Linked DNA regions of Homo sapiens: region 1 is linked to region 2. Evidence: chromatin contacts called from ENCODE Hi-C or POLR2A ChIA-PET data. All regions are on one chromosome and are shown on one strand. Each heading gives the region's core, a stretch centred on a gene start or an enhancer-like site at or near the end of the contact. The rest is flanking DNA. Distances are from core to core; before and after follow the strand shown.

Region 1 (4,730 bases), core at 2,168-4,667, 46 kb after region 2:
CCGTCCTGCCCGCCTAAGAGATGCCCCCAGCACCGCACACTCGTGGTTCCCAATAAACTCCTGCCTGCGGCGGAGGTTTTATAGCAGCAGATATTTTTAATGCTTTTCAATACATGTTCTAATGTAGCTGCCAAACATGTTGCTCTTCTGAAGTCCCCCTGGGGCTGGGCAGAGCCAGCAGAGCCTGCCCCCACTTCCCCAGCCCCTGCCCCACCCCGCCTCACACCTTCCCCACTCTCAGGCTGTTCTTGAAACACCATGAGGCTTCTGCGTGTAGTCCCTGCCCCAAACTTAGCAAGCACAGGGGCCTCCACAGCCCAGGTGGCCCCAGAAAATGTTCCAGAGCCCAGCTTGGTACATAGTGAGATGCTGCTGGGGTTGGCCTGAGGTGGGGGCCACTTCCTCCACCCCAGTGGGTATGTCTGAGGTCAGCCATGGGGATATCTGGGTTGAGATTCAGGTTTTGGTGAATATGGGGCAGGCGTCCAGATGTGTTTGTGTCACCTGCTGCAACGCTGTAGCCAATGAAGATTCCAGCGGGATGGCCTGACCAGCGGGGCCGGCACTTTGGAGCCGTGGGTGCAGCCAGGTACCCCGTGCAGGGCCTGGGAGGCTCTCCAGGCCACAGTCCTCAGAGCGTGTTGGGTCCCATGTTGTGTGTGGGTTCCATGCCCTCCACACAGCAGGAGAGGGCTTCCCTGACCACACCTGCCCCCTCAGTCCTGCTTCTCCCCAGTAAGCCTGCACTGTGGGGTCTCCATAGGAGGAGCTGGGGAAGCTGGGGCCCTCCCAGGGGTCCTGATCGACCCTGGGGGCTCTTGGCCTGGTTTCGTAAGATGGAGCACTGCAAAAGGCCATGCTCAGAAAGCAAACGCAGGGCAGGGTGGGCCTCGAGCCGGGGCTGGAGGGGTCTCCACCCTTGCTGGCCTGAGAGATGGCCCACATTTCTTACTTGTGACCGCCCTGCTCTTCCTGGCCGCCCCCCCCAGGTGGCTGAACAGGGTGATTTTGTTGTGGTGAGGGGCCAGGATGTGGCCTGGTGTGCAGCCTCAGCTCCCTGGGTTCAGGCCTCAGAGGTAGCCTGTGTGCAGGAGGCAGAGCCCCAGCCCCTCCCAGCCAGAGCCCCTCCACACCAGGGACTCCTCCTTCACCTGGGACCAGGAGCCTGGGGCACACCCCAGGGTGGGGGAGAGGGTAGGAAGGTCTCCCATTGAATCCTGGCTTCAGGCTCTGCCCCGAGAAGTGTCTGCGGTGAGGGTGTGAGCCCCGGGCTGATGGCCTCTGACCCCGGCAACAGGTGGGACCCTGACTGACTCGTTCAGCTGCCCCCAAGCTGGGCTGCAGAGCATCTGTTTTTCTGCTCTCCAGTTTCTTTTCTTTTTTTTTTTTTTTTTTTTTGAGATGGAGTCTTGCTCTGTTGCCCAGGCTGGAGTGCAGTGGCATGATCTCAGCTCACTGCAGCCTCCGTCTCCCAGGTTCAAGCAGTTCTCCTGCCTCAGCCTCCCGAGTAGCTGGGATTACAGGCGTGTGCCACCACACCTGGCTATTTTTTTTGTATTTTTAGTAGAGATGGGGTTTTGCCATGTTGGCCAGGCTGGTCTTGAACTCCTGACCTCAAGTGATCCACCCGCCTCGGCCTCCCAAAGTGCTGGGATTACAGGCGTGAGTCACCGCGTCCTGCCTGCTCTTCCTGTTTCTTTCCCAAGGGTCACACTCAGTAGGGAGATGAAGGTGGAAACATCCTTGCTGTGGCTTTCTGGCCTCAGAGCAGGTTTTAGAGGAAGGGGCCACAGGCTGCCTAGTGCATCCTGGCTGTGGGCAGCCCCTTTCCTGGAGCCCTCCTGCCTACCCCGTACCTCCCATCTGGCTGCACAGCTCCATCCTTAGCCACGCAAGGGGAGAACATGGGCAGAGTCTCCATCCAGCAGCTGGGGGTTCTGGTGGCACTCCCTGTGCCCCTGCTGCTGCTGGGCTGTGGGTCTGCCCTGCACCCAGGAGCCCCACGGTCCATCCCCCACACCATGCCCAGCACCAGGGAGGTTGGGCAGACAAGACCTGGGCCATGCCAGCCCTCTGTGCCTCGGTTTTCCCACTGGTTACACAGGATGGTCGCATTTTCCCTGCCTACCTCACAGAGCTGTTCTGAGGGTGCATGGAGGAGCACTCTGTCCCACCAAGGACAACTAGAAACCAAAGCCATCTGACAGCCAGTGCGGTAAGGGCGGGGGATGTGTGTGTGAGGTGTGCACACCCCCCGAGAACCTGGCCCTGGACTGGCCTCACAGGACAGGAGGCAGCCCCTTGTAGAGCTAGGGCTCAGCCCCATCAGTCTCAAAGGTTAAGCCACCAGTCACCACCGAGGCACCCCTCAGGCCTGGTGGCCACTGTCCACTATTACGTAGACAGACCCCACCCTCACCCAGGCCAGCTGTGGGCCAGTCCCGCCCTGCAATCTGGTCTGCTGCCTTCCTCTTCCATGTTGGTCCCCTTGGCCACTGTCTCTGGGCATGCAAGCCAGTGTCCTGGTTCAGTGCCTCGGCCAGAGCTGGGGCAGGAGAGGGGCCTCTGGGTGAGAGCTGGGGGTGTCTCTGCAGGGTACTGGCAGCCTTGCCACACTGTCCTCATTCCCAGATGGAAAGACCTGAGTGCCTCTCGCCTTCCTCCGGGAATGAATTCCTCATGAAAATGACCAGGCCACTTCTTCCGAGGGCCAGGCCGCCCCCTCCCCGAGACCTGTCCTGCCGTCCGCGGGTGTGTGGCCTGTAGGGGACTGAGAGCTGGGCTTGCTGGGCACCTCTGGAATCTGACCCTGTGGGCCAAAGAAGCACCACTGTAGTTTCTGCAGACCCCCATGCGGTTCATTGTGCATTGTTTGGTTTCTAGGATGTATGTGTTGCTAGTTTTTTTTAATGAAACCCTGGATTAATGTAAATAGCTTTTTGGGGAACGGATTCTAATGTCACGTATGTGACCGTGTGGACTATTTCAAGGTGCTGATGCAACACTAATAAACCTGGAGGGGCCGGCCCCCGCCTGCAGTGTGATTCTCTCGGCCGTCCACCCCTTGGGAGCACGCGGCGGAGCAGCGCCTCCCTCCCGCCCGCGCGCCCCGTCCTGGGTCGCCCCGCCCCAGCCCTGCGGCCCCGCGCGCGCGGAGGTGGCCCGGGGCTCAGCGGCATCGCGCCGCTTGAAGGGCGCAGGGCCGAAAGGGGCTCTGGCCGACAAACCCCAAGTTCAGGTCTGTGCTTCGGGAGACCCCGGAGGCCGACGCCCGGAAGGGCCCGTGGGGCGGTAGCGGCCATAGACCCGGATATGCGCCGGGGACCCCCAGACCGCGCCCATCCCCCACCCGCCGCAACGGAGCCCAGAACGCAGGCGCGGCGCAGACCGGAAGCGGAACCGGTGGGGGCGGGGCTTGCCGTAGCGGACGTTCTGGAGCGAGGCGCCGGCCCCTTGGGCCCCCTCAAGCCGCGGTGTACTCCAGCGGCCCCCTGTGGCCTCTCCATCCGCGGCGGGTCTGTCCCTCCTTCTGTCTCCGGGTGCCCACGTACCCCCCACCTCCGACCGCCGTTCCCGTGTACCCCGCCCCCCCGCCGAACCCCAGAGTGCCCACGGCCTCCAGCGTGTGTCCTGAGCCTTCTTCCCCCGTCCCTCCGCGGACCCCGGCCGCGCAGACCCCGCCTCCCCACCGGAGAGGGCGGGCACGTAAGGGCTCCGGGCTGGGCCTGGGGCGAGGCCTGGGCCGCGTGGAGGGGAGGTCTCAGGGTCGGAAGCGGGGCTGTGGCAAGAGCTCTGGGCCTTTCCTTCGCCCCGGGCGTAGCAAGGCCGGGCCCTGAGAGCGTGCCCGCAGTGCTGGCTGAGGGCTGATGCCCCTGGAACGTTTGAGAAGGCTGGCAGAGGCGTGGAGTCCGTGCAGCAGGCTGCCGAAGGCTTTCCAGGCTCCCGGGGTGGGGTCGGCAGGGGCAGAGAGGACAGTTCGGGAGGCTGGTGTGGAGAAGAGCTGCGGCGGGAGCTGGGGGATCCACTCCACCCAGAGGGGTCAGTGATGCCTGACCTTTGGCTGGAAGGTGACCCTAGCAGACCGCGATACTGCCACCATCTGCCCCCAGGGACTCAGGTATTGGTGGGCACGTGGGTGGCCTTGTGGGCCCCGCCCCACCTCCCCCTGCTCCTACCCCCAGATCTCAGAGGTGTGGACAAGCAGCCTACTAGGGCTAGAGATGGACAGCAGGAAACTGTCCCCCCGGGGGAAGAAGCTGGAGTCGCACCTCTCCCAAGAGCACAGGCGGCCCCCACTGGGCCTGATAGCAGCCTGGGGCCAGCCCAGTATCCAGAGCAGCGTTCAGCAGGGACTGCAGACTCAGGACTGGGTAAGCGGAAGGAAACCCTGGCCGAGGCTACTCTCCTGTCCCCAGCCCGCCTGAGGCCGCTGTCTCTGAAAACTCCAGGCTGGTCGTGATGAGCAGCCTCAGGGGAGGGCTGAGTGGGGACTGATGAGAAACAGATGGCTGGACTCAGGAGGCTCTCTTCCCCATGGCCCTGGACGAGCACCAAGGTGGACCTGCACCCTTCTTGCTTCCAGAACCGTGGGCCGCTGGGCTCTGTAGAGAGGTCTTCCAAGGCCAGGAAGGAGGCAAGGCAACACACTTCCCTTAGCTCTCCCCAGTGCCTCCCACCCCAGGCTGAAGGTGGCAAGAAGCGGGAGGGAAAGCAAGGTCCCCAGGGGGGGT
Region 2 (5,169 bases), core at 138-2,637:
CGATAAGCACGTTCAATCCATTAGGAATCTATTTTGATATAAAGTTTGCGGTTGGGGTCCTGTTGTCTTTCACGCAAATGACTCGTTATCCATTTAGCAGGTGCGTGTGATGTCTCCTGCTGGCCTGAAGCTCACTGGGTATGAACTGTGTTTTCAGGTGCTCATGCATTTCCTGCACCTACATCTAGGCTTCTACTACCCTCATTTTTGTGACAGCATCTCCGTATTTTAAGTATTGTATCTCTGTATGTTTTACTTTCTGAGAGGACCAGTCAGGCCTGATCATTCTTCTTTTTAGAAAATGCTTTAGGCCAGGTGCAGTGGCTCATGCCTAATCCCAGCACTGTGGGAGGCCGAGGAGGGTGGATTGCTTGAACTCAGGAGTTGGAGACCAGTCTGGGCAACATGACTAATCCTTGTCTCTTAACAAAATACAAAAATTATTGTATATTTTTTTGTGGTGGTACATGCCTGTAGTCCCAGGTGCTAGGGAGGCTGAGGCTGGAGGATTGCCTGAGCCTAGGAGGTCAAGGCTGTAGTGAGTTGAGATCGAGCCACTGCCCCACAGCCTGGGTGACAGAGACCCTGTCTCAAAAAATAAAAACAAAAAATAAAAAAATGCTTTAAGCCAAGCATGGAGGCACATGCCTGTAAGGCTGAGCTACTTAGGAGGCTGAGGCAGGAGGATTGCTTGAGCCCGGGAGCTCAAGTCCAGCCTGAGCAACACAGCGAGACCTGTCTCTCAAAACCAAAACCAGAAGAGGCTTGGTGCCTCCAGATTTGTTCTGCCAGACAGACTTGGGCAGCGCAGTCAGGTGCTGCTGCACCTGGCCGTGGAATCTGTTTTGTGATCGCGTTAACTTCAGCAGGAGCCGCTCCTGGTTTCTCTCTCATGTCTTAGGGCAGATTCCTGGAGGTGGAACCTGTGGGCCGAAGGGTCTCCATGTTTTTAAGGTTCTTGGGAAAGATGCCAGGGCACCTCTGAGAATTACCCCAGCCTGTGCCTACCACCCCCAGACTGCAGGGCTGCAATCCTGCCAGTTTTAGAGTGCAGGAGTCACGGTGTCTTTGCCTGGTTTCCTGCTGATATGCAGTCCTTTGAGCTAGAACAGGTCTTGCTTAATCACAGGGCTCCAAACGAATCCTGCGGTCCCATGAGATTGTGCTGCCCCCCAGTGGACAAGTGGAGACAGACCTGGCCCTGACCTTCTCCTTGCAGGTGAGTCTTTCACCAGTGGTGACGACACCCTCATCACTGTCCCCTGGGGAGACGGGCCCCCCTCATCACTGTCCCCTGGGGAGACGGGCCCCCCTCATCACTGTCCCCTGGGGTGATGGGCCCCCCTCATCAGTGTCCCCTGGGGAGACGGGCACGCCTCATCACCGTCCCCTGGGGAGACGGGCACCCCTCATCACCGTCCCCTGGGGCGACGGGCCCCGTCATCCCTGTCCCCTGGGGTGACGGGCCCCCCCATCACTATCCCCTGGGGTGACGGGCACCCCCATCACTGTACCCTGGGGAGACAGGCCCTCCCCATCACTGTTCCCTGGGGAGACGGGCCCCCCCATCACTGTCCCCTGGGGAGACGGGCCCCCCCATCAGTGTCCCCTGGGGAGACGGGCACGCCTCATCACTGTCCCCTGGGGTGACGGGCCCCCTCATCACTGTCCCCTGGGGAGATGGGCCCCCCTCATCAGTGTCCCCTGGGGAGACGGGCACCCCTCATCACTGTCCCCTGGGGTGACGGGCCCCCTCATCACTGTCCCCTGGGGAGACGGGCACCCCCATCACTGTCCCCTGGGGAGACGGGCACCCCCATCACTGTCCCCTGGGGTGACAGGCCCCCCCCATCACTGTCCCCTGGGGTGACGGGCACCCCCTCATCACTGTCCCCTGGGGAGACGGGCACCCCCATCACTGTCCCCTGGGGTGACGGGCCCCCCCAATCACTGTCCCCTGGGGTGATGGGCACCCCCTCATCACTGTCCCCTGGGGAGACGGGCACCCCCATCGCTGTCCCCTGGGGTGACGGGCCCCCCCATCACTGTCCCCTGGGGTGATGGGCCCCCTCGTCACTGTCCCCTGGGGAGACGGGCGCCCTCATCACTGTCCCCTGGGGTGATGGCCCCCCCTCATCACTGTCCCCTGGGGTGACGGCCCCCCCTCATCACTGTCCCCTGGGGTGATGGGCCCCCTCATCACTGTCCCCTGGGGTGAGAGCATTTGTCTCATCATTGCCATCAGTGTCCTGCGTTACTGCAGATCTTCTGTTGATTATGGTTTATTCTTAAATGATTAGAAGATTTGTATTTGTTTATTAGGTTGAGTTTTTCTTTGTTTTTTCTTTGTTTTTTGTTTGTTTGTTTGTTTTTGAGATGGAGTCTCTCCTTGTCACCCAGGCTGGTGCAGTCTTGGCTCACTGCAACCTCCACCTCCCGAGTTCAAGCGATTCTCCTGCTTCAGCCTCCCGAGCAGCTGGGATTACAGGCATGTGCCACCACGCCCGGCTATTTTTCGTATCTTTAGTTGAGACGGGGTTTCACCATGTCGGCCAGGCTGGTCTCGAACTCCTGACTGCATGATCTGCCTGCCTCGGCCTCTCAAAGTGCTGGGATTACAGGCGTGGGACACCATGCCCAGCCTAGTTTTTCATTCCTTATCTATGATAAAGAGAATATAAGGCCGGGTGTGGTGGCTCATGCCTGTAATCCCAGCACTTCGGGAGGCCGAGGTAGGTGGCAGGAGAATCGCTTGAACCCGGGAGGTGGAGGTTGGTTGCAGTGAGCTGAGATCATGCCATAGCACTCCAGCCTGGGGGACAGAGTGAGACTCCATCTCAAAAAAAAGAGAGAATATAATAACGAGGGCAAAAAAACACTTACTGAGTCAAGGCTATTTTGCTCTTCTATTTAAAAAGATAGGGGAAACTCAGAGTTCACAAGCAATCCCAGCTCTTCGGGAGGCTGAGGCAGGAGGATTGCTTGAACCCAGGAGGTGGAGGTGACAGTGAGCCCGGCTAATTTTTGTATTTTTGTAGAGATGGGGTTTTGCCATGTTGGCTAGGGTGGTCTCGAACTCCCTACCTCAGGTGATCCGCCCAGCTTGGCCTCCCAAAGTGCCGGGATTACAGGTGTGAGCCACCGCGCCTGGCCCAATGCTCCATGGTTCAGTGGGTTTTGATAGGCATGCTCAGGCATGTCAGCACCACCGCAGTTAGGGTGGTGAACAGCCCCATTTTCCCCTAAGTATTTAAACTGATTTTTATTTGTGAACTCTGAGTGTCTAAGAGATACCTGTGAACATCAGCTTGCTGGAGCCCTGCTGGACAGGGAGCCTGTGGTGAGACGTGCAGGCGAGTTGGGTGAACAGGGGGCCTCGGAGGGAGAGCCCTCCCCGCCCTGTGTGCCCCTCGCGGAAAAGCGTCCTGGGTCCCACCTTGCTGATTGCCTCAGGCACATGAGCCGCCACACTGTTTCCGAGTGTCCACAGGCGCGCTCGGCCATCCCGGACACTGCAGCACATAGTCCTTGTCCACCTGCCATGGCTGTTAGCGTGGCGCGGAGCCCTCAGGGCCTGAGCTCTGGCGACTGGCTCACTCTTGATTGTGTTGGGTAAAGGATGGGCTCTGGGGACCGGCATGCCACTGGGATGAACTTGGGGGCCCGTCTGTGGGTGCCCTTCCGATCTCATGGGCAGCAGGTTGGCCTGGTCGCAGGCTGCAGGGTGGCTGGGCCGTCAGAGGCCGTGATGCTGCCTGGGGCCCCGGTGCACCCTCAGCTGCCACTCGCACTTGTGCCCACAGTATCCTCACTTCTTGAAGAGGGAAGGCAACAAGCTTCAGATCATGCTGCAGCGCAGAAAGCGCTACAAGAACAGAACCATCCTGGGCTACAAGACGCTGGCCGCGGGCTCCATCAGCATGGCTGAGGTGAGTGCTCCGTCTGGCGTGGCCTGCGTCGGGCTGGCCACCTGGGTGCCAGAGCATTCGCCCGTGGGAGATGGAGATGTCTCTCCCGGGTCCAGATGTCCAGGGATCAGGTGAAAATGATGAGAGGAGCCTGGGCGGCCGGGCTCCGCCATAAGGGCCAGGTGCGGCCCCAGGTGGTGCTTCCTCTCTGACCTTCCCTTGCCGCCTAGCATGGCTCCCCGCATGCCTGCAGCCGCGCGCACTCCCCTCTAACGAGCCTGTCCTGCCCTTCAGTGGAGGCTGGGTTTTGGGTCAGGCTGCTCTGGAGTCCTTCCCATGGAGGAATCGCTGCTGTCCCCACACCACGGGTGCGTCCTGTGATGGGTTCGTGTCTGCATCCTGCTCAGCACGTGCTCTGGCCCAGGATTGGCTGAGCAGGAGCAGGACAGGTGTCAGTTCTGTGAAGGGGCTAGCGACAATACCCGAGCAGGGCGGGGGCAGCACCCAGAGGTCAGAGGGGTGGCTGGAGTTCCCTGGAGGGGAAAGAAGGGGAAGTACCTCAAAAGGAAAAGAAACAGCCAAGCAGCAGCCCACCTTGCTCCAGAGAACCCAGCGTTCCAAGGAGGCTGCAGTAGGGCGTGGGGGCCTGGGAGAAGACACCCCAGGCTGAGGCCTCGGACTTTCTCATGGACCCTTTCGGGGCTGCAAGATTGGCTCTGGGAGAAGGGGCAGCCCAGGGCCCCAGACCAGTTTGTCTCTTTTGCTTCAGAACTTTCCCCATCGTGGGGTTGTGTTCAGGGGTCCAGGGGCTGCGGGCGTGAGTGGTGCTTGGGGCATGTGAAGCTGGGTTGCTGCCTGCCTGGGGCCTGGGAAGGTCAGCCAGCGCAGCCCCTCATTGGGAGCCGGAGATGCCAGAGCCCCCCAGCCCCTCTTCTTCCCACTTTGTCCCCCTGCTCCTGGGGCTTGGGGCTGGGACAGTGGGGGTGCCCACTTGTAGCTGGTTCCCCCACACCCCCAGGCCCAGCCTGCAGGCCTCCTGTCTCCCAGGTCAAGCGCTAGGTCCCCCAGATCCTCACACACCCCCACTTACGCATCCAGGACAAGTGCCAAGTACTACTCTGGGCTCAGCCCTCCCTGCTACCCCAGGAGATGGGAGCGTGGAGGGTACAGGAAGCAGCAGTGGCGTCCCGAGGCCTCGCTTCTCCGTGCCGCCGCAGGGCCTCAGACAAGCTTTGCAGTCTTCCCGATTCCTTCGGCAAAC

The links. Hi-C counts contacts between places; a loop is a spot of excess contacts on that map. ChIA-PET counts read pairs that join two places held with the same protein, here RNA polymerase II (POLR2A). Pooled maps may share reads with other maps.
Region 1: a loop to region 2 is called in a map of astrocyte of the cerebellum, with 15 times the contacts of the local background. The contact joins the promoter of TEX22 here to the enhancer-like site in region 2. A Hi-C loop is called at or near these places in 1 of 168 maps with a recorded cell type or tissue (astrocyte of the cerebellum) and 6 of 50 pooled maps. POLR2A ChIA-PET finds 5 or more read pairs at or near these places in 1 of 52 experiments (activated B cell).

Annotation. Positions count from the first base shown.
Region 1 is chr14:105,395,121-105,399,850 of GRCh38, forward strand. It overlaps TEX22 (testis expressed 22), which reads left to right and starts at 3,418. Exons shown (of 4, transcript NM_001195082.2): 1 at 3,418-3,515; 2 at 4,182-4,370. The coding sequence starts at 4,221. PACS2 (phosphofurin acidic cluster sorting protein 2) reads left to right here. Exons shown (of 25, transcript NM_001100913.3): 25 at 1-3,027. RefSeq lists a silencer at 2,931-3,840 and enhancers at 3,508-4,018, 4,019-4,529.
Region 2 is chr14:105,351,249-105,356,417 of GRCh38, forward strand. It overlaps PACS2 (phosphofurin acidic cluster sorting protein 2), which reads left to right. Exons shown (of 25, transcript NM_001100913.3): 3 at 1,130-1,219; 4 at 3,804-3,929. Among named protein-coding and RNA genes, the nearest start is that of PACS2, 39 kb to the left of the region's middle. RefSeq lists an enhancer at 1,475-2,004. Within about 2 kb of position 1,388, at least 3 of the 41 ENCODE cell types and tissues checked have a DNase peak (open chromatin) inside an H3K27ac peak, as active enhancers do.